Regions from separate parts of the Homo sapiens genome. Here region 1 is linked to region 2. Evidence: chromatin loops called from intact Hi-C (ENCODE). Cell type or tissue: mammary epithelial cell. All regions are shown on one strand. Each heading gives the region's core, and the rest is flanking DNA. Links, peaks and the distances in the headings are about the cores only. Region 1 has its middle 570 kb from the start of KLHL4. Region 2 overlaps SATL1 (spermidine/spermine N1-acetyl transferase like 1).

What was found. A loop is a pair of places that touch in the nucleus more often than their neighbours do. Peaks named below come from ENCODE experiments on the same cell type or tissue, not always from the same donor. Only the 100,000 strongest peaks of a DNase experiment are listed, where the experiment ranks them.
Region 1: a loop joins it to region 2, with 9 times the contacts of the local background. A loop is called at or near these places in 3 of 110 quality-filtered maps.

Annotation. Positions count from the first base shown.
Region 1 is chrX:86,937,924-86,954,185 of GRCh38, forward strand. No RefSeq gene overlaps it. Among named protein-coding and RNA genes, the nearest start is that of KLHL4, 570 kb to the right of the region's middle. In mammary epithelial cell, for the core only: a CTCF peak has its summit at 8,864; no DNase peak of the experiment used is centred there.
Region 2 is chrX:85,104,444-85,120,705 of GRCh38, forward strand. It overlaps SATL1 (spermidine/spermine N1-acetyl transferase like 1), which reads right to left. Exons shown (of 8, transcript NM_001367857.2): 3 at 2,885-4,837. The coding sequence starts at 4,525. Among named protein-coding and RNA genes, the nearest start is that of APOOL, 110 kb to the left of the region's middle. In mammary epithelial cell, for the core only: CTCF peaks have their summits at 4,956, 7,099 (motif pointing right) and 10,563 (motif pointing right); a DNase peak (open chromatin) is centred at 3,128; H3K27me3 peaks cover 131 bases.

The DNA.
Region 1 (16,262 bases), core at 4,281-12,280, 1.8 Mb after region 2:
AATACATATGTACAACATATGTTTATGTTGTACAATGTGTATAACGTGATGTTTTGATATATGTATACATTGTGGAATGATTAAGTCAAGCTAATTAACATACAAATCACCCCACATACTTAACACTTTTTGTAGTGAGAACATTTAAAATATACTTTCTTAGCAACTATTAAATGCACAATACATTACTATTAACTATAGTCAACATGTTGTACAATAGATTTCCAGACCTTATTTGTCCTATCTAATGGAAACTCTGTACCCTTTGACCAACACTTTCCATTCACATGCCCTGTCTCATTCTCAGCCCCTGGTAAATACCATTCTACTATCTGAAAACAAAGATTTTCTTAATCAACAGATAATTCATTAAAAATATTTCCTGCTAAGGCATGATGCCAATGCACAATATTTGTTCATCCTAGAATGAGTCATGTCTGCAGCACAACATTAAACATTCAAAGTCACCATTTAAATAGATTTGCTTAAATGTTTAACTTTATTAAAACTTCATATTGTTGTATGTCTAAACTAATATTTTTACATTTTGTTCTGGGTTTTAAATTGGGCTAAGGAAGTTATTCAAGTGTGAATATTTAATTAATCAACCCATATGCACAGTCTGCCAGTTTAATCTATTAATAATTTATTAGATATAAAACAATATTTATGGGGAAATAAAAATAAAAAAATAAGTAAAGGCCTCAAATAAACAAAACGTGCAAACAACAAATGTATTTTAATGTATGGGCATTCTAAAAAAGTTAGCAAAATCTTATAAGAATTTCTTTTTATCCCATAAAAGCCTCTTTGATTAAAGGCAAACATTAATGGCAGTTGAATTCATGAAGACGCATGTGACAATCCTATTCATTTTAAATACAAAATTGTAACTTTATTAGTAGAAAAACAAAAACAAACAACTTAAAATGAGTTACTTGTTCGATGACACCTTGGAGGAAAAAAATTGTGCAATTAGAGGGGTCAATGAGGATGCTTAAGAGTATTTTGTTAGGTTTACATAAATTTTGTTTACCCGAAAGTGATGAGAGAACAGAAAATAAAATAATCTTGCCCTCTAATCAAAGGATGAATGTGTTGATTGACCTAGCTACAATTTAAAAATTGCAAAATCTTGAGTCTGAACTGTCACAAATAGACTAATTGAGTAGGCCAAGAAGAGTTCTAGACATAAAGCCTGTTCAAAATATTAAATATCATTAAACATGTATAAAAGTTATTAGGAGTTGGACATACTCCCAAATCATTAAGGAGGTGTATTATCTTGGTAGCTAGGGTATAATTAAAAAGAGACAGAAAACTACTGATAATTTTCACAAAATCAGTTATTCAAGTGGTTCTTTGAGATTTGCATTTGATTTATATCATTTCCAACTTCCAGTGCTGACACAAGATTAGTCCCGTGTAATAGTTTTCAGTAGCTTAAATAATAATTCACAATTTAAATAAATAATGATACGGATAAATTCAAACTCTTCACCTCATTGAACTTATGAAGATACTTCTTGTATTGTTTTGGTACCATTACTTGATAATGCTTAATACAATATTATGCACACAGTAAGAACTTAAACACAAACTATCGCAAGAACAAAAAACCCAACACCACATATTCTCACTCATAGGTGGGAATTGAACAATGAGAACACATGGACACAGGAAGGGGAACATCACACTCTGGGGACTGTTGTGGGGTGGGGGGAGGGGGGAGGGATAGCATTAGGAGATATACCTAATGCTAAATGACGAGTTAATGGGTGCAGCACACCAACATGGCACATGTATGCATATGTAACAAACCTGCACATTGTGCACATGTACCCTAAAACTTAAAATATAATAATAATAAAATAAAACATAAAAATAAAATAAAATAAAAAGAACTAAAACACTCATTCTATGAACTGGTTTATGTTAGGACTAATACATTTAAGTTATAAATTTTTATTGAAAATAATAAGAAATGATAATCTTCCTTCTGAAATAATAAATTTGTTAAAAATTTAAAAGGTAATTTAATTATTGAATAATAAGTAAAATGTTACGTCAATTTAAAATGGTGGTTACCAACGCGGTTTCACCTGCTGAGACAAACCATGTTTTTAATGTCCAGAAAAACGACTTAAATTATTTTTAATTGTTCTAAGGAACAATCAATGTTTATGCATATACAACATTAATTATTAAAATACACTAATAGTATAACAAAATGCATTCATTCAGGTTAATTTTGGTTCTATCATGTAGATAGATAGAACTACAATGTAGTCTTATATATGCAAGGGGAAATACGTGGGAGCATACTGAATGATGTTTACCAGGAAAAGCTAATTACCTATGGTTGCTGTTTATGAAAAAGAGGGACATGAACATTAAAATGAGGTGATAGTTATTAGTTTTTGGAAAAGCACCAAACTCAAACCTAAGCCCACAAATTTATTGAGTATACATAATTCTTAGTCAACTATTTTAATTTGGGAGTAATCAGCATATACATGGCACTTGATTTATAAGACATACAGAGAACAAGAGTTAAAACTGAGCAGAGGAAGATGCCCTAGAACCAGATTTTTAAAAATGTCATTGGGGGAGAGGGAGAGGAAACAGGAGAAAGTGTTGTTATGGAAACCAACAGAAAGTAAAACTTAATTTGTTTTGTTTTCTGCAGAATGCCTAGTGCCTAGAATGGCCATTGACTTAGAAAATAGTGTTAAAATTTTTGTTGAATAAGTGAATGAGTTTTAAGCTAAATGAGGATGATTGTCCAAGGTGGTTTATCATAGTGACAGTGAGAGGAAGAAAATTGTCTGAGTAAATTGCATGGGCCTTAAAGCACAAAGAATTTTGTTCTAATGAGATAGAGAGTAAACTATAATGGTGACCAAGGAGGATGCCATGGGTGAGAAATGTTAAACAGTCTCCACTAAAGAGAACTTCAAATAAACAATGTTTTTTGAGGAAAGATGGAGACAGGAACATAGCAAGTATTTCAGATACTTTGAGGTGAGAGATAGGGGAGGGATATTAGCGGAGATGAGAAAATACACAGTAGGCATTAGAGATGTCCAGAGTGTGAGGTGTCATTGTTTTCTTTAGTCATTGATAAAAAGAAAAAAGATATGGTGAATTTAGTTTCAAAAATTTCTTTGAATTGGAGAAATCCCTGAGCTTTGGCTTGAATGCCCATAAGGCTTATTTATTCTAAGTGGGTAATGGAAGATCTCAGAGAATGAATCTGATACATGGCTGGCAATTGCTTTATAGTGGCTAACTTTTTCACTCTTGAGATACACCATGTGTGGAATTCCTAAAAGTAAAGATAAATTCCACTATTCTCAAAGAAGTGATAATCAATTTTATCGACAAGCAAATTAATAATTGTTTCTGTCATCTTAAAAGTTTATCCTGAATTTTACAGGATCATAGATAACCAACCGTCTCTTCATGTTATCTCCCATAGCACTTCGAACTATTTTTCTATTGCTTGTACTACAAAATTAATTAAAGACAATAGTATGAGGAAAGGTGTGTTATATAATATAGCCAATACATTTACATTAAAATATGTAAGCACACAGAAACTTAGATATAAACACACCTGAAAAGATACACATACCCATAAATATTGATCACACATTTTCCCTGCTTAAAAAGAATATAGTGATTTATATTTTATCATTTTGCTTAAGTAGATAATACATTATCTACAAATAATATATACTGATTTTGGACTGAGAAAAACCTGTATGTTTAAAACTTAGACACTTATATTTTTAAATGTATAAAAATTATGATATCACCTATATTTTTAAATGTATAAAAAGAAATAACCGTATACACTGAAACATTAATGTTCTAATGATAGAAATTAACAAAAAGGCAAAACTTCCTAAGTAGCATGAGGAATACAACTGTTGATTTAAGAAAAAAATTATAAGATGTCATAAGGAACAGAAGTAACTTCACAAAATAAGTAACACTTAAGCTGAACATTTTTAAATGGTAGGGGTTTAGAAAACATTTTGTTCTGGGTGATAGAATCAGGTAACTTTTTAGTAAATCTCTATGCTTTTCTGTTTTAAAAATTTAAAACCTATAATTGGTATGCCAAGGGCTCCAGTGAAAAAATAGACAATATGAAAGAACTGATAATGTAAGCAGAGAAATATAAATTCTAAGAAAAAATTGAAAAGAAATGCCAAAAATCAAAACACTGTAACAGAAATGAAGAATGCCTTTGATGGGCTAATTAGTAGAGTAGACACACCTGAGGAAAGAATCAGTGAACTTGAGAATATATCAATAGAAACTTCCAAAACTGAAAAGCAAAGAGAAAACAGAATGAAAGAAAAACAATAAAATATCCAAGAACTGTGAGACAGCTACAAAAGGTGAAATATTTGTGAAGTGAGAAATCAGAAGAAAAAGAAAGAAAGGAAGAGAAGCAACATTTGAAGCAATAGGAACTGAGAATTTCCCCAAATTAATGTTGGATATCAAACCACAGATCTAGAAAGCTCAGGAAATATTAAATAGAATGAATAGGGGTAGGGGGGAACTACATCTAGGCATTTCATATTCAAACTTCAAGAAGTAAAACCTAAAGAATAAAATATTGAAAGAAGTCAGAGGGGGAAAAAAGGGAAACAATGATAAGAATTACACCTAACTTCTCAGAAGCTATGCAGGCAAGAAGAAAGTGGAGTGATATATTTGAAGTATTCAGAGAAAATAACATAGTAACTTAGAAAATTTTTCAGGAGAAATAATAACAGCATGGATAATAGTATAGGGAAGTGGAAATAAGAATGAATACAGAGCAGATATAGTTGATCAGCCTACTAGAAAAAATATAATTAGTTTTGTGGAGAGCTGTGGCATTGTTAAAAAATTAAGCCAACGATATCAGATTTTCACCAATTTCGTTAGAATGAGAATCATTGCCTTAAGAGAATGGAATATCTGCGGTACTCATAGCACAAAATGGTGCTTACTTCTCTGATGTTCCTTCTCAGTTTCCATTGCTTCATCTTTCCATTGCCCAAATTCTAAATACAGGCATTTCCCAAGATTCAGTACTAGGACCATTTTTTTCCTATGTTCTCTGACCTTTAAATATCTCCTATATTCTTATGGTTTTAATAATGTGTAATACAAAGTTTTCTATTCCCAAATCCATCTCTCTAGGCTAAAAATTTTTTAAGCTTCAGTCTGGGATATGCACAAAATGTGGGATATTTCCTTCATAGCTCTGACCATCAGGTACTTCAGTCAAAGTATTTCTAAAACCAAATATTTTCCTTCATTTTACAACCATATTCCCCATTAGACATCTCACTTTTCATTATATTGGACTTTTTTTTTCTTTTTCCATCAACTTCTCTCTCATCTCACCTTTCTCATCACAATCGTCTTATTCTAAGATGTTATGACCTCATGCATGGATCACTGCAATAGTCTTCTAACTGATCTCACCACCTGTAGTGTCCCCCCAACCCATTCTATCCCATTATCTCCAGATTAATCTTGCCGAAAGTTTGCTTTGATAATGTTACTTTCCCCATCCCAATTCACCATGACTCCCCACTGCTTATAGGATAATGTGGACCTCTCTTTCAAACTCAGAAAATGTTTTCTTACTCATTTTACAATTTATTCCAAAATTAATCATCATCTCCAAGGAAACTGGCCTATTCACTCCCTCCCCCACAAAGCACTTTACACTTGCACACAATGATGGCTTCACTAATGGCATTTTTGCCCTTTATTCCACCATCTAAACTCTACTAATCTTTTGGCCCATAGTTCAAAGCTCCTCTTATATGTGAAATATTCATTCAAACAGGGTTTGGCTAGTCCTTACTCTGTGATAGGATCTGTGCTATCATTTAAGAATGTCATGATAAGAAACAGCACTTTTGGTCAGGTAACTTGTGTTCTAATAATGGAAGTGAACAAAAAGGCAAAACTTTTCAAGTAGAATGCGAATGCAGTTGACGGTTTGTTCAACAAATTACTAGATGTCATAAAAAACAGGAATAACTTCACAAAAGAAGTGACATTTAAGCTGAGCATTTAAAAATGATAGGGGTTTAGAAAACATCAGCAAAAATATTAAAGGGACTAAGTAGTTTTAACAGAGTAATGCAAGGGTAGAAATAATGGCTGTTTTCAGATATTCAAATGGTGATTATGCATAAGACAGTCTTGATCTGTATTATTACGCTTTGGCTATATTGAGTTGAGGTTCCTGTATGAAATTCTAATGTAGATATTTAGTAGGTTGTTAAATATACAGCGCTGGAGTTCAATAGTGTTGTTCTTAACAACAATGAAGACGTTTCTCATTCATTAAAAATAATTGAGGGTCTACTATGGGTCCAGTACTTTAAAAAATATTGAAACGTATTGTTTTGTTTTATCTTCACAGCACGCCTATGTGGTAGCTATTATTGTTCTCATTTAACATATGAGGAAACTGAGGTATAGAGAGAGACATGAAAGTAGTCATCAGTGGTAGATGAGACATGATGCAGGTGAGATTATTTAAGCTAACTGGTAAACTCACAGCACCATCGAATAGAACTTTCTTCAATAGTAAAAATACTCTATAATCTGCCTTGTCTTATACAGGAGTCATTAGTCATATGTTGGTATTGAGCACTTAAAATATGGCCAGTGTGACTGAGGAATTTAATATGTAATTATATTTATTTTAGTTAATACAATTTAAATTGGGACAGACGCTTGTGGCTAGTGACTACTGTACTGGACAGGGCAGGTAGAGTAGGGGGAGATAGGGTTGTGTTAGAACTTAGAGGATGTCAAACTGCTAAGAGATGGGTAGGGGATTAAATCATTTGAAGGATACCTTTGGCCATCTCAGACTAAAGTAACTTATTTATCTGCAAACCTTTTCACCCATCTGCCTTCCACTTTGTTCATTTTGGACATAACATACACTGCCTGCTTGGTTCGCAACTAATCACAACATAATCATTAGCAAATATAATGCAGAAAACATTTTTAAACTTTGAACCTTGTTCAGTGCATAATATACTGTTAGTAATCTAAGAATCATTTCTACTTGATTGATTTGTTTTTGGTCTGAATCTGTTTGCAATCAGTTTTTGGAAGCAATTTAGCTTTTATATATTGACAATTTGGGTCTGAGTAAGAGAACAAGAATCTCAAAAAGTACAGAAATTGTATTCAAGGTAAATAAACAGTGGTGGAGTACAGACAGCTATATATGCTCTTAAAATTTTTAAAAATGCAAATCTTTAAGTAACGTCAAAATCTTTCAATATTATGAATAATAATATGACAAATTTTGGTAGACTACATTAATTTCAGTGAGAATTATTATTTAATACACACACAATTGCAGTTTTTTGAGGCAGTATTTTTTACCCGTTGGTATTTTGTTATTGCTACTCTGCAGTGATTCATAAAAATAATCATATTCCTCATCACTTTGTTGGAATTTCTATCTTGCAATTAACAAAGGGCAAAGAGCCCTTTTTTGAATTTTTTCCCATGGAGTTCCAGAAATTAAACTTACATTCACAGTACCACCTTATGCTGGTCAGGGGAACAGCTGGTCTAGGTTTTATTATGATTTACTGTTAGTTAATAAAAAAACTATTGCTGTTTTCCTGAGTTTAAAACCTCAAAACTGAAAACTAAACCCACACATAGTTTGCTGGAATTAAATTGTGACAAGAGAAGAGCTGCAGGAGTGTGACAAACCTAATGCGAACACTCTTACCCTACCATGTAAGAGTGAGAGTATCCAACTACTGTGTGTTGAAGAGAACAAATTGTTTTTATTATAATAGGAACACAATTTTAGACCAACTCTATATGTACTCTTTATTTGTGGTTAGTCTATACAAATTGGAAGATGTAAACACTTTACAAATATGTCTTTGTGAAGCCTAATGATAAACTTGAACATAATGATAGACTCTTAAGAAAAATTATACTCAATTTGGATGGCAAATTAGATCTTTCTGTCTATGCCTTCTCAACACTGATTACCCCAGTGGGAAGAAAGTTAATCTGAAGTTTTTGTTTATATGACCAATACATGACCATTTGTGCAAATATTAGTTTTAAGTTATTTGGGATCATATATCATTACCCAAGTTTCAAGGAGATAACAATTATAAAAACATCTGGACTGAGAATGAAAGCTTCTCAGCCCTAGTCTTGATTTTGCCATAAACTGGATATGCGAACACAGCTAATAATCTGAACATTTTTTGGATCAAATCTCATTCTAAAATGAGGGAGTTGGACTACTGGATAATCTTTAGGGTGTCTTCTGGCACTCTGAGTGTGTCAGAGATCATATTTGGTAATTATTAATACAGAAAATTCAACTTAGTGAACTGTACCACCAGGCTTTTCCAGAAGTAATATTATGTGATGGCTAAAATACTGAAGGCAAATTTTCTTCTGGCTACCACACATATGGGTTCTACTAACTGGAGCAATAGCTTAGGCTTTGATTCTAAGACAGTACCAAAACCAGTTTAAAATTAACTATCCCATTGTCATGCTCAGCTAGAGAAAAAAAGGCTGGCAAACCAGATTTACTAGTTTCTTTCTCTACAAAAAAAAATTGACAAATTACATAAGTTGCATGATTACAGAAATGTTAGCTAAAATTGAAAGTTAAAAACAGAAATTAAGACCAGAAATACCATTGTCCCATCCATTTAAAAAATAGAATGAATAAAAAACTTTGACATTCTTAAAGGAAACAAAATGTGAAGTGGAATAAGTGAGAGCAACACTACACAGAAGAATGTTGCTACACTGCCGCTTAGTGGTAGCCATGTGAAACTAAGTTGAGTGAAGATGAGTCAAAAACTAGTCTATTAATGAATTACTGGTAGCTCTTACTTCAGAGAATAGGTTAATTCTAGTAGTGTTGCATAAAACAAAGTTAGATCAAGAGGACAGTATTTTACCAGTGTTTGAGTTATAAAACTAAAAATATAGTCTCATGGAAAGTGCTTTGGCAAGTGGACATAAAATTATAATTAAGAATGAAACATAATTTAAGTATTTTCAAAGGAAAATAAGTCTTAAAGCAACAAAATAAACATCTTCTACTCAAAAGTCACAAAACTATAACAGTGAAGTAAACATGCAAAATGTAACTGTAATTTTTACCTCAAAATATTTATTTCCAACATGCAGGCAATAATCTGTGAAATAAAGATAGCTAAAAATATTTTTTTACCAGAGTCTTTAACTTGTTTCATATCTCCTTAACACTATTTTTATATATAAAATATTTACATTGATTTATTGCACACTTTAAGACTTAAAGCTTACTGATATATCTGTAGTGTATGTATATCTACTGATTCTTGTTTACACATACCCAATTCACCCTTTCTAATTACCAGGAAGTCATGATACTCAATATAGAAATTATAGGACCTCCTCAAAATGTTACCAAAGTGGTTGACTCAAAATGTGAAGGTATGAAAGAGGTCATAATGTTAAGTGTAATTGTATTAGTCCGTTCTCACATTGCTATAAAGAACTGTCTGAGACTGGGTAATTTATAAAGAAAAGAAGCTTAATTGCTCATGGTTCTGCAGGTTGTACAGGAAGCACGGCTGGGGAGGCCTCAGGAAACTTACAATCATGGTGGAAGGCAAAAGGGAAGCCAGCAAGTCCTACATGGCTGGAGCAAGAGGAATAGAGAGCAAAGGAGGAAGTGCTACATACTTTTAAACAACCAGATCTCATAAAAACTCAGTCACTATCATGAGAACAGTAAGGGAAAAATTCACCCCTATGATCTAATCACCTCCCACCAGGTCCCTCCCCCAACACTGGGGATTTCAATTCAACATGAGATTGAGGTGGGGACACAGAGCCAAACCATATCAGTAATTTACTGAAATGTTTTGACATTGCATCTAAGATGTCAAAACATAATAGAAAAAATAAATAAATTGATTGATTAAAAAGCTTATAAATAAAAAGAAAAGAAAGAGTCTATTTTTTGTCTGGCCACAAAGTTTCAAAAACAAGAGCCTGGACTTGGCAGCAGATATGTCTGCTGCTCTGTGGGAAAAATGTAGAGCATTGTAAAAAAAAAAAAAAAAAAAAAAGTAAAGCATTGTTTGAAAGTAATTAGAGACGAGAGAGAGAGAGAGAGAGAGAGAGAGAGAGAGAGAGAGAGAGGGAGAAAGTATCCTGAAAGCATTATATTCCCTCGTTTGAGTCAGGTTCAAATTTTGGACATGTGGCTTCAACACATTTTTTGGATTATGTGAATTATACCAGTTTCTAGCTAATAACTCTACTTATTTTTTTAAAGTTTGGGCTAGATTACTGTTGCTAGCTTTTTTGACTCATTCTGAAGTATGTAGTGTATATATGCTATTTTATGTCTATTATCAATTCTAGTTCTGATAATAATCACCCTTACTCCAACAGAAGTGGATCTGTAGCCCCAAATAGTTTGAGAATGTTTATTTACTGAATTTTTGAAACTGTTTTTCTCTATGTTTACAAAGTTGTGAGGTTAGCCTAGAAGCTGCCTAAGATTATCCTCCCTTCCATACAGGCAAGAGATTCCTAAAACCATTTGAAGTGCTAAATCCAGTTATCCTTAAGACAAGATCTTCCAGTGACCTAATCACAACTTGCTTAAGTTACTTTAAGTTAGGTTTCTGTTACAGCAATCAAAGGAATCCTTAATAAATGGAGCCTTCTGACTGATAACATAAAATTTTGCTCAAACATCTTGAAGGGAAAGAGTTAATATAGCATGTATATTATATGAAACAGCTCATTTGTGCTTAAGAATGATTAGCTTCAATCTGTGGGGAAAAATATGGCAGATTTCCTTTTTATTTCAATCAACTAAAAATATGACACTGATATTTAATCCAGAACTGAACACAATAGCTACGAAATACTAGTTGGTCAATTTTTAAAGTTATCATGCTATTATGTTTTTAATCTACACAAATAAAATATGGATCTACTAAGTTCATTCTAGTTGTAAAAGTTTTGAGCAACAAAGAAATAGAGTAGAACACAAAAGTTCTCTGTCAATTCCCATTAATTCCTACTTTTCTTTACAGAAGAAACCAGTGCTAATAGTTTAGGATATATTATCGTAGCCATTAATATAATCATTTGTATCTCAATAAGTCTTCATTTATTAATATATATTTAAACATGATATGCATTGCATTTTATATATTTTTTCTCAGAGGTAGACTTCACGTTGGGATGTGTGGTTACGTGGTGGCAGTTAGATAGGTGTTAACATCCTCAAATAGCAAAAAAAAAAAAAAAAAAAAAAAGAGATTTTGAGTGTTGATAGTTTTTAGCTTATTTCCTTCCTGGGTAAAGTTACTATCTGTTTCTCCTCTCTATTTCTGTTGTGGAGAAAGAGATTTACTTCTGCCTTTTTTTTTCCTGATGTGTCACAACAAAATTAGAAATATTCGACACTGTGATAATTTTTGGGTTATTTTATTCCTGGTAAAGTTACTATTTGTTTCTCATCTCTAGTTCTGTTGTGGAGAATGAAATTTACTTCTGCCTTTTTTGTGTGTGTGCATTCTTTTTTCTGATGTATCACAACAAAATTAAAAATATTAGGCACTCCCTTTCTTTAGAGATGACATCTCAAGTTTATTCTGGGCACAAATAACAACGCTGCCACTAACAACATTTTTTGCATATGGGGTAATGAGAGTGGAAGTGTAATAGGAAAATGGCCATACATGGTTCTGAAAGTAAATGCTTAATCACTGCTTAACATCTATTTGTTTTCAGTTTGGAACCTTGCTATGTCTCTCCATGAAATACTGTCGCTTCTTTCAGAAAATGAATAAAATCTCATACACAAAGGAATTTTGAAATCGGGGAAATAAACACATGAATAAAAAAAGACCAGTAGTTAGAGGGTACAAATTTGCATTAAGGGTTCTAAGTTCTTTGCATTGTTTAGGACTTACACACAGATATATACACAGACATTATTTTAAATAGCTTCAAAAAATCATAATAAAATTTAGAAAATATGTTGAAATTAATAAAAATTTAACATATAAAACAATGAGATATAGCTAAAGTCATGCTTGGAGGTAAATATATAGCCTTAAATTCATATATTAGACAAGAAGAAAGATTGGAATTTAATAATCTAAATAGTCATTTCAATAATTTGGAAAATACAACAGTTAAGCCAAAATCCAGTAAAAATAAGATTTTTATTTTATAATTTTTATTAACAATAAAAATTAAGATCAGAAGCTACTGAACTACAAAACATACGCCAAGGAGTTTTAAAATTCAGAAGTTTTTTCTTTAAAAATAATTGATAATTACCTTTACTTAATAAAGTAATTATCAAGATAAAGAAAAAAAGATAAAATGACAATTTTAGGAATGTGACTGATCATGCAGACATTAAAAGATGAGAGGATATTAACAACATTGGGAATACATTTAAACATTCAGATAAAATTGATAAATATCTTGAAAACTGTACTATACATGACTGACACAAGCACACAGAATGTCTGAATAGTTTTCTATCTATTAAAAATCAATTCTGTAATTTGAAGTTTTCTACCACCAAAACTCCAGGCTTAGATGACTTCACCAGTGAATTATTACAGACCACTAAGGAAAGAAAATGACACCAATATTAACCTAAACATTTTATGATAATAAAAAAAAATTAAGGACTTACTTTGTAATTAAAGTATGATGCCAAAATCTGACGAAAACATTACAAGAAAAGAAAAGAACATGCAAATATCTTTTAGGAACATGGAAGCAGAAATCCAAAATATATTAGCAAGTCAAATTAAATGATATATGAAAAGGTCAATATATCATAATCAAGTTTATAATAGAAATGAAAAGTTGATTTAACATTAGAAAATTAATGTAAGTCATTATATTAAGAGTAAGGAAAAAATGTAAGAATCTCAATAGATGCAGAAAATTTATGGGATGCAATTCAACATTCATTCATGAGCCAAATACTTAGCCACTAGAATTTCAATGGCAATTTATTAATATTTAAAAGAGTTTCTCCATAAACTTAAATATTTTTAACGATAAAATATTGAATTTTTTGTGGAATTGGCATTAGGCAAAGAGGCAAACTGTAAACTCTGTAATAATGTGAGAAAGGAGAAATGAAAAGTAAGGATTGCAAAAAGAAATAATACAGTTATTATTCACAGATGACATGGTTGTGTATTTAAAATCTGAATAAATCTGCATAAAAGATTATTAGAATTAATAGATAAATTGAGACTGCTAGCCACAAGGTCAATATACAAAAATCAATTGCATTTTATATACTAGCAACAGTTTAAAACAATGAAACAAATGGAGGAGTATAGCCTATTCATAGATTGGAAGACTGTTAAAGGAAAGGAGTCCAGAGTCAGACCCGAAGAGAGGGTTCTTACATCTCATGCAAGAAAGAACTCAGGATGAGTCCATAGAGTAAAATGAAAGCAAGTTTATTTGGAAAGTAAAGGAATAGAAGAATGGCTACTCCACAGACAGAGCAGCCCTGAGGGCTGCTGGTTGCCCATTTGTATGGTTATTTCTTGAAGATATGCTAAACAAGGGGTGGATTATTCCTGCCTTCCCTTTCTAGACCATATAGAGAAACTTCCTGATGTTGCCATAGCATTTGTAAACTGTCGTGGCACTGGTGGGAGTGCAGCAGTGAGGACAACTAGAGGTCACTCTCATGGCCATCTTGGTTTAGGTGGGTTTTAGCTGGCTTCTTTTCTGCAAGCTGTTTTATCAGCATGGTCTTTATGACCTGTATCTTGTGCTGACCTCCTATCTCATCCTGTGACTTAGAATGCCTTAACTGCCTGGGAATGCAGCCAAGTAAGTCTCAGCCTCATTTTACCCAGCTCCTACTTAAGATGGAGTTGCTCTGGTTCACATGCCTCTGGCATTTCCCTTCTCCCTTTTATAAGAGAACCCTTAATCTTAAGGGTTGCAGAGGGGCAAAGATCCGTCTTCTGTAACTTCTTCAGGCGGAATAGGGGCAATGATATTCCTGCCTAACTATTAGAGTCTCTTGTATTTAGGGTAGAGAGAAACTCAGTCAGAAAGCATCAGTATAGTGAGGGTCAGTCATGACTCGAGTTCCGACAAAAGGTGGTATCTGGAAGATAAGGATTGCAAAAAGAAATAATACAGTTTTTATTCACAGACAACATGGTTCAGTATGTAAAAATCTTTAAAAATATGCATAAAAGATTATTAGAATTAATAGATGAATTAAGTGAGACTGCTAGCCACAAGGTCCATATATAAAAATCAATTGCATTTTATACCCTAGCAGTAGTTTTAAAAATAAAATAATGGAGGAGTATAGCCTATTCATAGATTAGAAGACTATATATTTTAATGATGTCAGTTCTTCTAAACTTCTTGGTCATATTCATCCAATCCCCATCAAAATTCTATTAGGTTTTTGTGAAAATTAACAAGATAATTTTCAAATCTATTTGGATAAATAGAGCACCAGAAATAATATAAGTGAAGGATGAACCAACAGGTATCAAGACTCATTATATAGCTACAGTAAAGATGAGAGTGTGGGATTGAGGTGAAGATAGTCAAATAAATCATTTGAACAGTCTAGAGTTGTGAAATAGACAACACATATCTGGACAGTTGATATATGTTAAAGATGGCTCTAAAGAGCATGCATAAAGGACCATATTTTAAATAAATATGTTGACAACACTGTGGAGAAAAGTGAACCCATCTACACTGTTGGTGGGAATGTAAGCTGATGTAGCTTCTATGGAAAACAATATGGGAGATTCCATTAAAAATTAAAAATAGAGTTGCCATTTGATCCTGTAATTCCTCTTTGGCATATATATGCCAAAAAATTGAAATCTGGATCACAAAAAGATGTCTGCAATCCTATGTTCATTGAAGCATTATTTGCAATAGCCAAGATTATTAAAACACCTAAATGTTCATTAATGGATGAATGTATAATGAAACTGTGGTTGATACATACAGTGGAGTATAATTTGGCCTTAAAAAAGGAGGAAATATTGACATTTGTGACAATATGGATGAACCTGGAGGACATTTTGCTAAGTGAAATATGTCAGACACAGAAAGACAAGTACTGCATGATCTCACCTATGTGTGGTATATGAAACAGTCAAATCCAGAGAAGTAGAGAGGAGAATGGTGGTTTCCAGGTGCTAGCAGGATGGGAAAATGAGGCAAAGTTTATCAAAGAAGACAAAGTTGCAGTTATGCAAAATAAAAAATTCTAGAGATCTACTGTGCAGCATAGGGCCTGTGATTAATAATAATATATTGTATTCATTAAAAATTGCTAAGAGCATAGATCTCATATTGAGTGCTCTTATCACAAAAGGGGGAAAAATAAAAAAAAATTTAAATGGGGGAAACTTGTGGAAGTGGTGGTTGAATTTATTGCATTGATTGTGGTTATGGTTTTAAAGGTGTATAGTTATCTCTAAATACATCAAGTTGCATATGTTAAATATCTAAGCCTCATATATGTCAATATTATTTAATAAAGTAGTTTAAAAACATGAATATTGGACTCTCACACAATACACAATAAAGCAATCCTAGGTTTACTATATGTACATAGCAAAGTTAAAACAATGAAAATTCTAGTAGTATCATAGGAGAATATCTTTTTATTATCTTGAAGTAAATAAATATTTTATAAACAAGACAAAATAATGCTGACTATAAAAGAAACAGCTACTTTAGACCCCACTAGTAAAAATGCATTGTTCAACAAGAGTTAAAAAAAAAAGCTAAACTAAATTACAGAGTGGGAGGAGATAGTTGTAAACAATGTAATGGAAAAAAATATATCAAAAACATACAAACAATGACTGTAACTAAATAAGAAATAGACAAACAATCCAAATTAAAAAAAATAATCAAAAAGCATCAGCAGGCACTCCACAAAAGTACATAGCTAAATGGATAATAAATATGAAAAGTATATGATTTCAACGGTTATCAGGAATATGTCACAATTAGATACCACTACAAAATTATCATAATGGTTAAAATTAAAAATGCCCATAGTGCTGAAATAGTGTTCTCATGTATTTTTGGTCTTTCTCGTGTTTTTAAGTTACTTTTAATTGGTACAAAATAATTTTCCAGAAGATAAAGTGTGATTTATT
Region 2 (16,262 bases), core at 3,002-11,001:
TAAGATCATAATATTAATAATTGATTTGTTCAACTTTTTTTGGTGTAAGAAGTTAGGTACAATTTCACCTTTATCTTTTCCTCCCAATAGTCCCAACAGCACTTACTGAATAACCCATCTTGGCTGACTTGACATGTCCCTTTTATCATATACTACATCCTCATTTACAGTCATCCCTTTGTATCCATGGGAGATTAGTTTCAGGACCTGCTCCCTCAGCCCCAGGATACCAAAATCTGAGAGTGTTCAAGCCCCTTATATAGCAGAGTATTTGCATGTACCCTATGTACATCCTCTCATATATTTTAAATCATCTCTGGATTACTTACAATATCTAATACAATGTAAATATTATGTAAATAGTTATACTGTATTGTATAGGGAATAATGACAAGAAAAAAGTCTGTACATGTTCAGTACGGTTGCAATTTTTACAAATATTTTCAATCCATGGTTGTTTGAATCTACAGATGCAGAAGCCATGGATACAGAAGGCTGACTGCATACTTAAGAGAACTTCTGGACTCTCCATTCTGTCCCATTGATCTATCTTTCCACTAGTTACCATAGTATTTTAATTACTTACAGTTTTATAATATCTGGTATAGATCATCTCCCCTCATTACTCTTCTTTTTTGAATTTTTAAAATGTTTCTATGTGAAAATTTGGAGATTTTGACTGGAATTGCATTAAACTTTTAATGGAAAAAAGCTTTTAAAATACAGGAGAACCCCAAGGGCCAGATTACATAGAGCATTAGTAAGAAGTTTGGATTTTATTCTCAAGGCAACCAGAAGCTCAATGGAGTTTTAAGCATTTTGGCTGCTGTGTAGAGAATGGATTGGTCAGGGAGGACAATATTTATGTCGATACCTCCTCTAAGACACTGTAAGCTCCTTGAGGGTAGAGAGAGACTGTAATCCAAGAATCCTTATATCTTTTATACTACTTGGTATATAATCTTCCCCTAATATGCATTCAATGTTTGTATAATGAACAAAAATAAAATATTAATATGACCCAGCACCATCTGTGGTTCACCAATGGTCCAAAACCACACTTTAAGGACCACCACAATAAAAAGCTTTAGAAATTCTGGTAAGCAAGAAGTATGGCTGCCTGGCAATGAAATGACTAGGCTCCCAAATAATGCTGTGATGTGCTGATTGAGAATAGTATAAAATGAGTTCATACAGAGGATACTTGGAATGGGACAGTCAATAAAACCTGTAATATATTCAGCTAAGCAATTACTGTGATTGCAAACTCTAATAAACTCCTCTGCAAGGAGAGAATGTTTTGCAAACTTAGCAATGAACAGGAGTTAGGACAAATGGACATAAAATATTAAGAAGAACATAAAACTCAAAGCCAATTAGTCACTATATACATGTATGTGAGAGAGTAATTTAGCTTTTCTATTATTTTTCCACAATGAATACTCATTAAAATTACTCCCAATAAACATCTTATGTATTATCAGATACATGTGGCAAATTAAAAAGTAAATGTGGCCAGAAACCCTTCAGATAGTTTCATTGAAATGGGGTAATCTAGTGATGTATTATTCCCTTGGTGATGACAATGGGCATTGCTTGGAAAGCTAGGAAAAGTGCATTTGTCCAGGTAAAGAGATTAATTGTCATTCAACAATAAATTTATTAATTGCCGACCGAGTGTCAGATGCTAGAACTACAAAAAACTCTTTAAAAAATGTTTTCTACCACCTGGAAGAATGTGGATCTGTAATAATCTCTTGGGCATAGTATTTTGATAGGTTATCTAATCATTCAGATTAATGCCAGTTAGAGAAATGATGTGAGAATTTGTGGAAATGGAATAGAATGTAAGCCATAAAAGGATAGGTAACCCAATTCTTACAGATCTGTAACCAGGCCTAGAATCACTTCAACAGGTGGATTTCACTAGAAAACTATGGGTATTTTATTTTGGCCATTAAAACACACTCTCCAAAGGGAACACAAACTTGGCCTGATTTAGATAAGATTTAAATATATTAGTGAGGATATTATTAAAACATTTTCATTACAAAACACTTATGAGGGCTGCGTATCTACAATCTATGCCTTGCTCCAGCCACATATTTACTCCATAAAGAACATGGTTTACAGCTTTATATGGAATTCTGTAGGTTGTCCATCACATAAATGAGTGCTTTCAGCACCACAGAACTTCAGCACAGTAACTGTGACTACTAGATAGCTTGTCCCTTTAATTAACTGGAATGATTTCCAAGGGAGCCATTAAAATAAACATTTAAATGAGAAATATGTAACCCAGCTCCTTGGCTCCTGGGGGCTGTCTGTGGATGGGCTTCAGTGATCAATGAACTGTCTGAAAATGTATGGAAAATTTGTTGCATGTGAATATTGTTTTTTAGGTAGCTGATCATCAGTTTCTACAAGTAGGTGTGGCCTTAGAAGCAATGCGACTCCCTACCGCAAAATCCTAGCCACTAAAATATGAAATTCTATCATCGGTGGGTCATTTGTTTAAGGTAAGCATTTCTTTTCTCTAAGACACTCTTTTAAAGTTAAAATTTCCCCAGGAAAGAGAACACATTCAGTCCCTAAAATTTCCAGGAATTGGTTCCCCTATAACTTTTTGAGCCCCTTACTATATGCCAAGCAATTTATATGTAATCATTTTATGTTATTGTTTCATAACAACAATCTTTTGAGATATATATTGTTATAATCTTGATTTTAGATGCAGAAAATGAAGAGTAAAGAGGTTAAGTAACTACCAGAGGTTATGAACACATAACTAGCAGAGGCAGAATTCGAACCCCAACTATGCCTCCCTTACTCTTTCAGCCCTACACCAATGCCATGAGGCTCCATGTAATAAAAATAGGCTTACTTTAATCAGTCGCAAAATTTCTGGGCAGTCTCCAGCCTCTGCATGTCTTATTTGAAAGTAATCCATGCTTGTTTGCCTCATGCCCATTTGGCTCACACTTGGTTGGCTCCTGCCTGGTTGACTCAGGCCTGGTTGGCTCAGCACTAATTGGTTCAGGTCTTGTTGGCTCAGGCCTGGCTGACTCGGCCCCGGTTCCCATATGCCTGGTTGGCCCCTGCCTGGATGGCTCATGCCTGTTTGGTTCTTACTTGATTGGCTAGTGCCTGGTTGTCTCATGCCTAGTTGGCTGGGGACTTGCTGGCTCATGCCTGGTTGCCACATGCCTCGTTGCCACATGCCTGGTGGACTCTTGTTTGGTTGCCTCGGGACTGGTTGGCTCAGGCCTGTTTGCCATGTGCCTGGTTGGCTCATGCCTATTTGGCTTGTGCCTGATTGGCTGGTGCCTACTTGTCTCATGCTTGGTTGGCTCCCACCTGACTGTCTCATGTCTAGTTGCCACATCACTGGTTGGCTTATACCTGATTGGTTTGTGCCTGCTTGGCTCGTGCTTGATTGTCTGGGGCCTGATTGGCTTGGGGCTCGTTGCGGTGGACCTGGTTGGCTTATGCTTGCTTCACTCAGGACTAGTTCGCTCAGGCTTTGTGGCCACATGCCTGGTTGGCTCCTACCTAATTGCCATGTGCCTGGTTGTTTCATGCCAGGTTGGTTTATGTCTGGTAGGTTTGTACCTGATTGCCTCATGCCAGCTTGGCTCATGCTTGGTTGTTTCATGTCCACTTGGTTCATTTCATATAGGCTTGCACTCCATTGGTTCATGTCCATTTGGTTCATACCAAGTAAGCTTGGGCTTGGCTGGATTATACCTGTTTGGTTGGAATCTGATAAACTTGATTGGTTTGCGTCTGGTTGGCTCATGTCTGTTTGGTTCTTACATGATTGGCTAGTGTCTGGTTGCCTTATGCCTGGTTGGCTGGGGACTTGCTGGCTCATGCCTGGTTGACTCATGTCTGGGTGGCTTGGGACTTGCTGGCTGATGCCTGGTTGTTGCACGCCTGGTTGCCACATGCCTGGTGGACTCATGTTTGGTTGCCTCAGGACTGGTTGGCTCAGTCCTGTTTGCCATGTGCCTGGTTGGCTCATGCCTATTTGGCTTGTGCCTAATTGGCTGGTGCCTACTTGTCTCATGCTTGGTTGGCTCCCACCTGACTGGCTGTCTAGTTGCTGCATCACTGGTTGGCTCATACCTGATTGGTTCGTGCCTATTTGCCTCATGCGTGATTGGCTGGGGCCTGATTGGCTTGGGCCTGGTTGCGATGGGTCTGGTTGGCTTATGCCTGCTTTGCTCAGGACTAGTTGGCTCAGTTCTTGTTGCAGCATGCCTGGTTGGCTCCTACCTAATTGCCATGTGTCTGGTTGTTTCATGTCGGGTTGGTTTATGTCTGGTAGGTTTGTACCTGATTGCCTCATGCCAGCTTGGCTCATGCTTGGTTGTTTCATGTCCACTTGGTTCATTTCATATAGGCTTGCACTCCCTTGGTTCATGTCCATTTGGTTCATACCAAGTGAGTTTGTGCTTGGCTGGTTTATGCCTGCTTGGTTCGAGTCTGATAAACTTGATTGGTTCGTGCCTGATTGGTTCATGCCCAGTTGATTCCTGCTTTGTTGACTAAGGATGGGGTGGCAGATGATGGGTTGGCAGACAACTGATTGGCTGATGGCTGTCTTGATGGAACAGAATCCCTTAACTGTGCTGTGGTGGGAGGTTGTTGGCTGTTCCCAGTTCTTCTCAATTTGATTCGCCCACTTTGAGATACCCCTCTATCAAGGTGGGAATTGGAAAAAGAGAGGAGCACCTCAGGAAGATTATTAATGCCTCCGGTTTGCTGGAGTTGACTTCACCAGCGACCACAGCTGCAAGCTTGGCTGAGTTTCAGGTTGTCATCTGGCCTTTCCCTGCCAAAAGGGGGGAAGTAAAGGGAAGACGAAAATGATCCTGGAGGAGTATAACCACCAGCCCGCCCCTGCATGGTCACTGCATCATAATGGCGGTCACAATGCAGGTATCAAAGTGCCTACGTGCTCCCCCGTGTGGTGAGGGTGGGGCAAAGCAGGGCTCGCTTGACCACTTTATTTCATCCTCTCTTAAGAGCTTAAAATGGTGAAGCAAGAGGCTATAATGAGTCTCAGAGCTTATGCTTGGCACTCCCAAGAGTCCCTGCTGTTTTAGCCAATTCAAAGAAACTTGCCGCAACTCCCCTCCCTTTCCCTTCATCCCATTATTCAAATAATTCAATTCCTATTTCCGTCCTCATTTTTCACTTACACTGGAAACTAGTTGTCCCGATGAAGTGCTCAAGTCTCGAATGCAGATACTACGTCTTTAAAAATAATAATAGCTGCGCTGGACGTGGTGACTCACGCCTGTAATCCCAGCACTTTGGAAAGCCGTGGCGGGTGGATGGCCTGGGGTCAGGAGTTCGAGACCAGCCTGGCCAATATAATGAAACCTCATGTCTACTAAAAATACAAAAAATTAGCTGGGCATGGTGGTGGGCACCTGTAATCCCAGCTACTCGGGAGGCTGAGGCAGGAGAATCGCTTGAACCCAGGAGGTGGAGGTTGCAGTGAGCTGAGATCGCACTATTGCACTCCAGCCTGGGCAACAAGAGTGAAACTCCGTCTCAAAAATAATAGTAATTATAATAGCTACAGCCAACATTTACTGAGTTCCTTTATGGCCTAGGCTCAGTGGAATGTACGTTTCATTTTCTTATTCAATCCACATCAACACTATTATCCCCAATTCTGAGAAAACTGACTCAAAAGATTTGGTTACCTCCCCAAGGCTTCGTAAAAGTTGGTGGAGAGCCTGAATTCAGACCCAGATCTATCTTTCCAGGCTTTTTATTATTATTCGGTCCAGCCTCTTAAACACATTCCACTCGTTCTCCATCCTCATATCTGTGAGGTCAGGCATTTTGTCCTTTTACCTCTCCCCTCTGCAGGATTCATTCTCCCATCATTTTAACTGCTGGCTTACTTCCTCAACAATGTATATTATATAACTGGTTCTAATATTGTTTCAGATGGAATATTATTTATTTTTTAAATATACCAGAGAACTTTGGATGAGGCTGTTCTAAGTCTCACGCTGTGATAAGGGCTTTACATATGTATTATCTCACTTAATCATCAAAATAACCCTGTGATGCATGTACCGTTGTTCCCCATTTTATCAATAAACTGGAAGTCAAGTTAACTCAGTTCCCCAAGTGTAGTAAACGGAGGAATGGGGATGGGTATCCAAGGCCCATCCCATAGATAGAAGCTTTCAATTTAAATTAGAGACCCCAATCACTATTAGGCCTATGCTAGCTCTAAATTGTACCTAGAGAGCCCATCTTAGCATGACAAGCAAATCAAGTCACATCGCGGAACTATGTCAAGCCTAATACAAATTAGATGTATGTGTGTTGCTGCTTTCCATCTACCTTATAATAAAAACAAGAGCTAATATTTAGTGAATTATTTCTGTGGTGTCAGGCATGGTTCTAAGGAACACTTGTATTAACCCAATCCTCATAACAATCCAATGAGGTAGGAGATAGTCTTATCCCCATTTTTCAAGTAAAGAAACAGATTGAGAGAGGTTAAGTAACTTGACATAGGTCACACAGCTAAAAGTCCAGACAAAACAAGGAAAACCCAGTTATTTTGTTTTCTTCTGAAATGCAGGCAAAGAGATGAGATAATTTTGCTGTTTACTTTACAAAATCAAACAATTTGCATAATTTGTTGTGAGAATGGATGAAGTTTGTCTTTTACTTTCTTAGAGGAAGAGGCAAGTAATAGGTTTCTGGTTGATGTCTTTAATAAGTAAAGTTAGAAAAATGCAGTTTCATAATCTAGAATTGGTTAATGAGTTTATTTTGCATTTTCTTTACATGAGTTGAAGACTATTTAGATATTTGTTTTTTGTTATTTTTAAATAATATTGGGTTTGAACATAATGCATTTGTGTTTTTAACGGAACATACAAAAAATACATTTTTGCTTAAAGTTACTTATTAGAACAATTTGTCTCATCTTGGAAACTCAGAATAAGACTGGCTCCATCAAACATTCAAAAATCCACTTTAATTGGTACACCATCAGGGAAAACATAGTTTTTAATAGACTATTTTTTAAAAAGCTTCAGTAGTCAGTCTTTGCCACAAGGCGGCAGTGTTATCCAGTTTAGGAACCAAAAATCTAAGAAATATTGTAAGCTTGTTTATTTTAATTTGAAGTTTTCTTTTATTCCAGGTATTAACAGAAAATTTATAAAAGCCTAATTTTAGTTTTAACATACTATTTTATTAAAGATCTAGTTTAGGTAGTGAGGTTTGTAGGCCAAGACTTCCCAAATTCTTTTTCTAAAACTTCAAAATGTACATGCATTGTCTGCTCTACCAAAATGTTTTGAATTAATGTAACATATGAAGCCACCCCTCAGAGATCTATAATACATACAATCCCCTTTTTCTGTAGGTGCTAAGTAAAATCCAGACACTTTTAGTAGCAGAATGTATCCAAATCATGAGACAACGAAGTATGTTACCTGCAGCAAATTTGTAAGGGTCTGTAGCAACCTCAATTCTGGCTTCCCCAGAAGAAAGAATTAGACTGAGGGGCATAAGGTGGAAGAAGAGACCAAGGCAAGTTTTAGAGCAGGAGTGGAAGTTTATTAAAAAGTTTTAGAGGCCAGGTGTGGTGGCTCAGGCCTGTAATCCCAGCACTTTGGGAGGCTGAAGTGCGTGGATCAGTTGAGGTCAGGAGTTTGAGACCAGCTTGGCCAACATGGTGAAACCCTGTCTGTATTAAAAATACAAAAAATTAGCCAGGCTTGGTGGTGGGTGCCTGTAATCCCAGCTACTCAGGAGGCTGAGGCAAGAGAATCGCTTAAACCTGGGAGGTGGAGGTTGCAGTGAGCTGAGATCGTGCCACTGCACTCCAGCCTGGGTAACAGAATCAGACTCTGTCTCAAAAAAACAGCTTTAGAGCAGGAAGAAAAGGAAGTAAAGTACACTTGGAAGAGCGCCAAGCAGGTGACTTGCGGGATGAAGCGCACGGTTTGACCTTTGACTTAGGTCTATATATGTTGACTTACTTCCGGGGTCTTATGTTCCTTTTCCACCAATTCTTCCCTTGGGCGGGGCTGTCTACATGCACAGTGGCCTGCTACCGCTTGGGAGGGGCTGCATGTGCAGTGTGTTTACTGGAGTTGTATGCATGCTCACTTGAGGCATTCTTCCCTTACCAGACGAATAATCCTAGAGGGTCATATACCAGTTAGACTCAGACTCTGCCATTTTGCCTTTTAATGCGCATGCTTGAGTCCACTCACCCAACTCCTGAGATCTTATTGGGAAGATGCTGACCACCAGTTTCAGGTTTTTATATCTATAGGGAGACTGCCTTTCCTGGTGCCAGCTGTGACCAATTATTATGTTAGCAAAACAGTTAACAACTGCCTGACCATCACCTGATGGTCGCCTGACATTCCTGGTCAGGAGGGCTCTCCTGCCCTGCTCATGTCTGCCTGACTAACTACTGTAACATTTTCCCCATCAAGAGTTCAAGACCCTAATTCTTTGGGGAAAATGAATGAAAGTAAGTCTTCTGTAACTGCTTCCTTTTTCCTTCTGACAGCGCGGGGCTGGTGGTGGTGGTTCTGTGGGTCTTGGACTCTTGCTACCTGTCAGGGCAGGGTGGCTCCATGGGTTAGTGAAAGTGGTATCTAGCTAGGTCCAAGGGAGTCAGGGGCAGAATTATGCCTCTGTTGTGTCCCACTGATGGGTAGTCTAGGGTTTCTTTGTAAAAGGGTGACTCTTGAATATTGAGAGGATGATATCCCTCACTGAGGATCATTTGGAGCGTGATGGCGTGAAGGCAAGAGGAGACAAATCAGGTTATTTTTTAGAAGAATGTCAAACCAGAATAATAGGCTGCAGATAGCTCAAAAAAATCCTGAGGCTACCGACATGCTGCAGTAATGCCTGCTAAGAGTTAGGTGCATGGGGTTGCTAGCTGATTTCAATATGTGCCCAGAATTAGAGTGTTGATCCACATTTTTGCATTATCCAACCCTTTTGTTTCCTCTGAGCTGCAGGGAGAGATCACTAGTTGGTTCAGAGGAAAAAGCAGGGTTAGTCTACATTGCAGACAAAAACTCAGAAACAACTGATGAGTCTAGAGCCTAATAACACGTATACTATATTTTTTAAACATAATTTTTCTGTCTCCAGTCCTCATTTGTATTAAAAACAAATCATGATAAGACTGACTTGTTTTGCAAAATAAGCTTTAGTTTTATTATACTTGGCTTGATTATTTGCATAAAGCACAGCAAGAATAATTATTTGCCATATAAGCTCCTTTTAAAATTGGCTTTGATGGAACTTTGTTCCATAAGAAATCTCAGATAAGACTTTTTAAAACCTTAAGCCCAGCCATAGGTGGGTGCCATCAAATACCATATGAGTTGTGTAAATTCCTCTCCTCTTGAGATCCTAAGATAACTTGGGATCCCTGGGCCCGTCAGAAAGTGACATTCTTTACTTACCACAGGTTAGTAACCATGTACAGGGACTGTGTATACAGGGTATGAGGCCGGTTTTCACAAGAGACTTTTATTGGCTCTCTAAGTTACATTTGATTCCTTAAAAGAAAGTATGCTGTTCCAGTCAAAGATTTGGTAAAATTACTAGTGGCTCTAATTTTGTCCCATTACAAAAGAAAACAGATTTTTATTGCACTTATAAAAATAACTGTATTGTTATAAGTTAAGAATATTCACAAACAGTTTCCAAATTACTGAGAAACCAGGTAGAGAGGAACCAATATGCTCCAAATTTTATTTATAAGAGTATACTGTACTCAATTGTTAAAAGCTCTAAATAGCTCAAAAGAAATGTTTTCTTGACTCTGAAAAAAAGGATCAGCAACATTTTAAGCAAAAAGTCATTAAAGGATTATTTCAGTCCTCTATTTGTTCACTGCATGCAGTCCTGCTCTGCTTGATATTCATGAACGTTTTAGCTCTCCATGAGAGTTCTGAAAGCGTTTTCCTCTATTCTAATGTCACAATCTCCAAAGTTATCAGAAACCTGCTTTTGAGAGCAACCGTTAAAGTTCTATAGCTGATTATAAAACCACATTTTTAAGAGGATTAAAACAAGACAACAATTGTCTGTGGATAACAAAAAGTCTTAGGGCAGTGAGAGTCAAAGACAAAATTGAAAAGGAAATGTGTTACCTCTGTGGGACACAATAATTTAACACAACATATACTAAGTTATATCAGAATTACAGAAGGTTTGCATAACTTTGAAACGCATACCAATAACACATTTATAGAAATACAGTCTAAAGAAAGCCAGATTTTACCTTTGCGTTAGTGTACTATTGATGTCAAACCCAGTTCTTAATAAAATCTTATAGACAAATCTATACAATCTTAATCAGTTTGACCATAAGGTAGGATTCTTATAAAACTTTTATAACCCTTTACAATTTTCTGTCAAAGAGCAGAATTATCTCTTTTGTCTGATTCCCATATCTTATGATCTTTAAGGAGATGAGTAGCCTATTTTTTAAATAACTGCCACAAGGGGGCTGGACTTCCTTCCCTTTGAATATGAACTTGAAGGTCTTGATGCATACTGGGAAGGGGTTGGAAGTGATTAGAGAAATGGAGGCTACAGGAGGAAGTGGAAGGAAGTGAGAGGAATATTCATGGAAAGCCTTCAAATGCTTGAAAAAACAGCAGCCCTTGGATTCCAGAGGGTAAAGTTTATTTGCCCTCTTGACCTAATGGAGGGAAATTTGCAGTACTTGGGGCTTGAGGTAAGAACTTGCAAATGGCAAAGGAAGGATTTCTCCTCCTCCCAAAGGAGGGCTAACTCAAAAAAAGCAAATAGGTGAGTTCCTCAAAGGGCAACAGAGTGAGGCCCTATGCAGGCAGACAAACTGCTTCAAAAGCCACTGGAATACTTGGCCCTGTGGCATAACAGGAATGAAAAGTATATGGTAAGTCATAAACAGCTGGGACAGCTGGGGTTCCAATTAGTGTCTGTCCTGGCAATGTGCCAGAAGACAGGAGAAGGGTTGGAGGTCATCTGAGCTGGTAGGTTAAAAACAGGTATAAATCTCAGGGGATATCCACAGAGGAGCCCATGTTTTTGCTGCCAAGAAAACGTGGCAAGAGCTCTGGGTGCAAAAATAACAGGGAATGTGTGTTTAAGAAGTCACATGGCATGTGAAGTGTAACTAGAGAAAAGGCAGACTTGCCCCCAAGGTGTACATTCTGGCAGGTGCACAAGGCCATTTCAAAACACACACAGAGAGAACAGGAAAATAGGCAGCGTGGGTTCTTTGGAAAGAGCCGATTTTAGTTGAACAAGCTGAAGAAACCCCAGACATTGCACAGTTTTAGGCTTTCGCTCTGCCACTCTCATGAGCGTCCTGTCCAGGAGGGCCATTAATGTTTCAGTTCTAATCAGTGTGGACCCCAGGATCCTTCCCACCACCCCTGAAAGCCACACATCAGGGTGAGCTGAGATCAGCCAGGGGGAGCAGAGCCATTTGTGGCTGAGAGGAATCATTCTAGTGGTTGGTTAGTAGGCAGGAGAGTGAATAGGGAGAAGAAAACTGCATATGGGGGTTGAACACCTCTAGCCAAAGAATGAAAAGTATAGAGGTTACATGCCTCTATAAAGTGAAGTGGAGAGGTGTCTTACCACTGGGAAATGTATCCAAGTCACATGACACCAAAGTATGTTAGCAGCAGATTATATCCCAGTCGCATGGCATCAACGTATGCTACTGGTGGTGAATCCATGTGGGTCTGCAGAACAAAGAATTGAGAGGCATAAGGCAGAAGGAGAGACTGAGGCAAATTTTAGAGCAGCAATGAAAGTTTATTAAAAAGCTTTAGCACAGGAACAAAAGGAATTAATGTACACTTGGAAGAGGGCCAAGCAGGCAACTTGAGAGATCAAGTACAGGGTTTGACTTTTGACTTGGGGTTTTATATGTTGGCATACTTCTGAGGTCTTGTGACCCTTCTCCCATGACTCTTCCCTTAGGGTGGGCTCTCTGCATGTGCAGTGGCCTTTTAGCACTCGGGAGGGGCTGCATGTGCAGTGGAATCCTATGCATGCTCACTTGAGCCATTTCTTCCCTTACCAGCCAAATGTTACTAGAAGGTCATATACCAGTTAGACTCCACCATTTTGCCTTATAATGTGTATGCTTGAGCCCACTCACTCAACTTCTGAGAGACAGGAGAGACAGTATTTCAGAGAAACAGTTAACAACCAACTGACCATCACCTGATGGTCGCCTGACATTCCTGGAGGGCTGGGGGGTCTCTACTGCCCTGCTCATGTCTGTCTACCTACCTACTCCAATAATAGGTAGTCTCTAAAACAATAATTGGTCACAGCCAGCACCAGGGAAAGGCAGTCTCCCAATAGATAGAAAAACCCAAAACTGATGATCAGCAGCTTCCCAATAAGATCTCAGGAGTTGGGCATGTGGGCTCAAGCATGTGCACTAAGAGGCAAAATAGTAGTGTCTAACTGGCATATGACCTTCCAGGAACATTTGGTTGGTAAGGGAAGAATGCCTCAAGTGAGCATGCGTATAACTCTAGTAAACATACTGCATGTGCTCCCTTCCCAACCGCTAGTAGGCCACTGCACATGCGGGCAGCCCAGCCCATGGGAAGAATCAGGGGATAAGGGACACAAGGCCCCAGAAGTATGCCAACATATAAAACCCTAAGTCAAAGGTCAAACCGTGTGCTTTATCTTTCAAGTTGCCCACTTGGCCATCTTCCAGGTGTACTTTACTTTCTTTCATTCTCACGTTAAAGCTTTATAATAAACTTTCCCTCCTGTTCTAAAACTTGCCTCAGTCTCTCCTTCTGCCTTATTTCCCTCAGTCAAATTATTTCTTCTGAGGAGGCAAGAATTGAGGTTGTTGCAGACCCACATGTATTTGCCACTGGTAACAACTCCGGCTTGGTTTCATCTAAATAAATACTTGTGATTAAGAAAGGCATTTGTAGAATCTTCATCTAGAGCAAGCAGAGTTTAAATTTGTAAGAATCTTCTTACCTCAGAGCCAATATTGTTTTTTCTCTCCCTTTTAAGTTCATAGGCTTTTTTGGTACCCCTGTAAGATTCAAACAGGAAGGAAGAGAGAGAGAAAGGGAGAGAAAAGGAAAGGTTAGGGGAAGGAGACCTTAAAGCAAGGAGCCAGACTGGAACAGAGCTGACAAGTGGGATAGGTTCTGAAATAAGAACTTGAAGTGCTTTAGAGATATTCATCCATAAGCAACAATTACTTTTTAAAGTAATATTTACTGTATTATATTTTATTAAAGAATGCATGTTCATTGTAGAAAATATCTATGACAGGTAGACAGAAAATTACCTCTAGAGTTTGTTGTAATTGGAAAAAAGCACACTCAAGAATTTGAATTTTCTTCTTTTCCAGATATCATCAGCAAATTTTCAATTAAGGGAAAATCTCTCTCTTTGTTTTTGCTGTCTCTTTGCTTAGCTAAGGGTGGAGATCAGGGACAAAAGACTTTTTTTGTTTATAAAAGTTATCCAGCAGTAACCTTTTGTGAAACGCAAGATGGATCTGGGGGCTAGTCTGGGATAGGGGCTGATAATGAAACTGTTTTGCAAATAAAAAAAGAACTTAGCTTTTTTTTTTTTTTTTCCAGAGTGCAGTCTAGAGAAAGAGGCTGAGAAGAGGGGTTAAATGTAAGGTCAGAGCTCTTGGCATGAGGAGCAGAACCTGGCAAAACGGGTAGTAGGCTGAGGCCTAGGGCACAAAACAGCCAGTAAAAGGTTATCTTTAAGATGTCAATATTCAGTTTTAAATGTTTTCCTATTTGGTGCTATCTGGAAATATGTCTACCTTTTCCCCAATACTTTAGTTAAAGTTGCTTACCACACACCAGTCTTGTATTTGCGGTAGTGCATTTGGGGGCATGAAAGTGAAGGGATGAGGAGCCTGGACTGAGTCATGAACAGGTTTATAAGAAGAAGGTAACCCTGGAGAAGGAAGGCTGAGTAAAGAGAATAAATCTTGTTACCTGGGATGGAAACTCAAGACATTTTGTTATTACAAAAATAAGTGACTCCAGAAGATTGGAAGACATTTAGGTCACTTACAAAACACATAAAATAGAAATGAAAAATTGCTTAGAATCCTATCTGGAGATAACCACTAGTTACATTTCAGTGACTATCCTTCTACTCTTTTCTTTTTAAATACATAGAATGAATTTTTAAATAAAATTGAAGTCATAGTTGCTTTTTTTCACTGAAAAATATATTGTATTCTTGAAAATCACTGGGAGTAGATTTTAAGTGTTCTTATCACAAAAATGATAAGTATCTGAGGTAATACATATGTTAATTAGCTTGATTTAGCCATTTCACAATGGATACATACTTCAACACAGCATGTTGTACACGATAAATATATACAAGTTTTGTCAACTAAAGTTAATTAAATACATTTTTATAAGCAAACAAATATTGGCATATATATATCATTAGTCTTCCACAGATCCATAGCATTACATATAATATTTCAAAAAATTATTATCATTCAACAAATACTTATTAAACATTAAGTATGTGCCAAGCTGTTTGAGGCAATGCCAAACATTAATCAAGTGCCAGGTACTATGGCAAATGCTTTTTATACATAATCCCATTTATTCATCACAATGAGTTAGGCATAAGGACCCCAATTTCACAGATAAATAAACTGAGGCTTAGAGAAGCTACAGTCCCTGGGTTCAGCTCCTGTCACTGTTGTCCTCTTTCAGCACCTCTGCTCACATGTGATCCTCATCCCTTCACTTTCATGCCCCCAAATGCACTACCGCAAATACAAGACTGGTGTGTGGTAAGCAACTTTAACTAAAGTATTGCGGAAAAAGTAGACATCATGTGCCCACGATTATAAACCTTTAAAATGATTGAGCCAGGTTCCAGATTCAGAGCTAGTATGACTCCAGAGCCCACTGCTCTCCATCAGATGCTGTCACTTCACCGCTTAAGTATATGTTTTCATTTATTTAACCAATCTCATATTTGATGTGCATTTTAATTGTTTCCCATTTTGTGGCATTAAACAATGTTCCAGGAAACATATTTGTATAATACATTTTAAAATAAATATCGCTTTAAATATTTCTTGGAAACTCTGGAGGCTTTTTGTAAAAATATCAGTTGACAATGCCTAGAAAAAGGCCCTATTTAAGATGCTTAAATACCTTGCATTTGATATGTAAGTCAGGGAATGCCAAGTTAGAGCCTACTTTTTATGTTAAAAAAATCTGGTTTTACTTTAGCTCCTCAAATACTTTAAGGAGAATCAGAGGAAATTGGTGGAGAAAAACTATCCTTAAGAGGGATTTTGGATACCATTAGTAACAATTAATGATACTTAAAATATCTAGGTATTTTTATTTTAATAACCAAGAATAAAATGAAGTTTAGTGTCTTCTTAAATTAAGCGAATAAAAGGCTAAAATAAAAAAATGTTCAAGTACTAGAATAGGATAATTCAGCATATATTTATGAAGTAACTTGTTCTCACTTTGAGTCTTAATTATGAAGAACTTTAATTTAAATCCCGCTTTTTCTCCTTCAAATAGTCCTCCTTTTAAACTGCCTAGTAACCCAACAAAATATTACTGTAATCTTGTTGTTTTAGTCTCTTCAAATATCCCTGTTCCTGTGCTAGTACTTTGAGAAAGCTTGTCTCTCCACAGTATGGTTGAGGTGAAATGGGGCAGATACTACAGCTGTGACCCCAGAGAAATTTTTATATTCCCTTTATTTGTACTCACAAATCTTACTAACCTTTGACTATTTACTTACTGTCTTTCTGGAATGTCCCCGGTTTAGAAGGAAATCCCAGCTCCAAAAGAGGAAAAATACCAGTCTTTCTGTACTTCCAATGAAGAAGTGATATTTGTGGAAAAATTGAGAGGTAAATTTAAAAACTGTTCAGAGGAACGTAATTTTGGGATGAAAGGGACCAAAAAGAGCTAACAAGTTTGATGAAATTGAGAAATTGGTTTACTTTGGGATTATTGGGAAACATCCAACATAGCAGGAAACAAAGTTAGAGGAACTGCATTTCCAGAAATTGAGTTTATGTTAATGGTGGTTGATGAGAGAATCCTGCTTCATTTAAACTTTGGAACTTGAAAAATCATAGCCATAAACTATCTTATGTAATATCTTGAAACATTATCAAAAAGGTTTTTACAAGAAATATTGTGCTTAGTTAATAA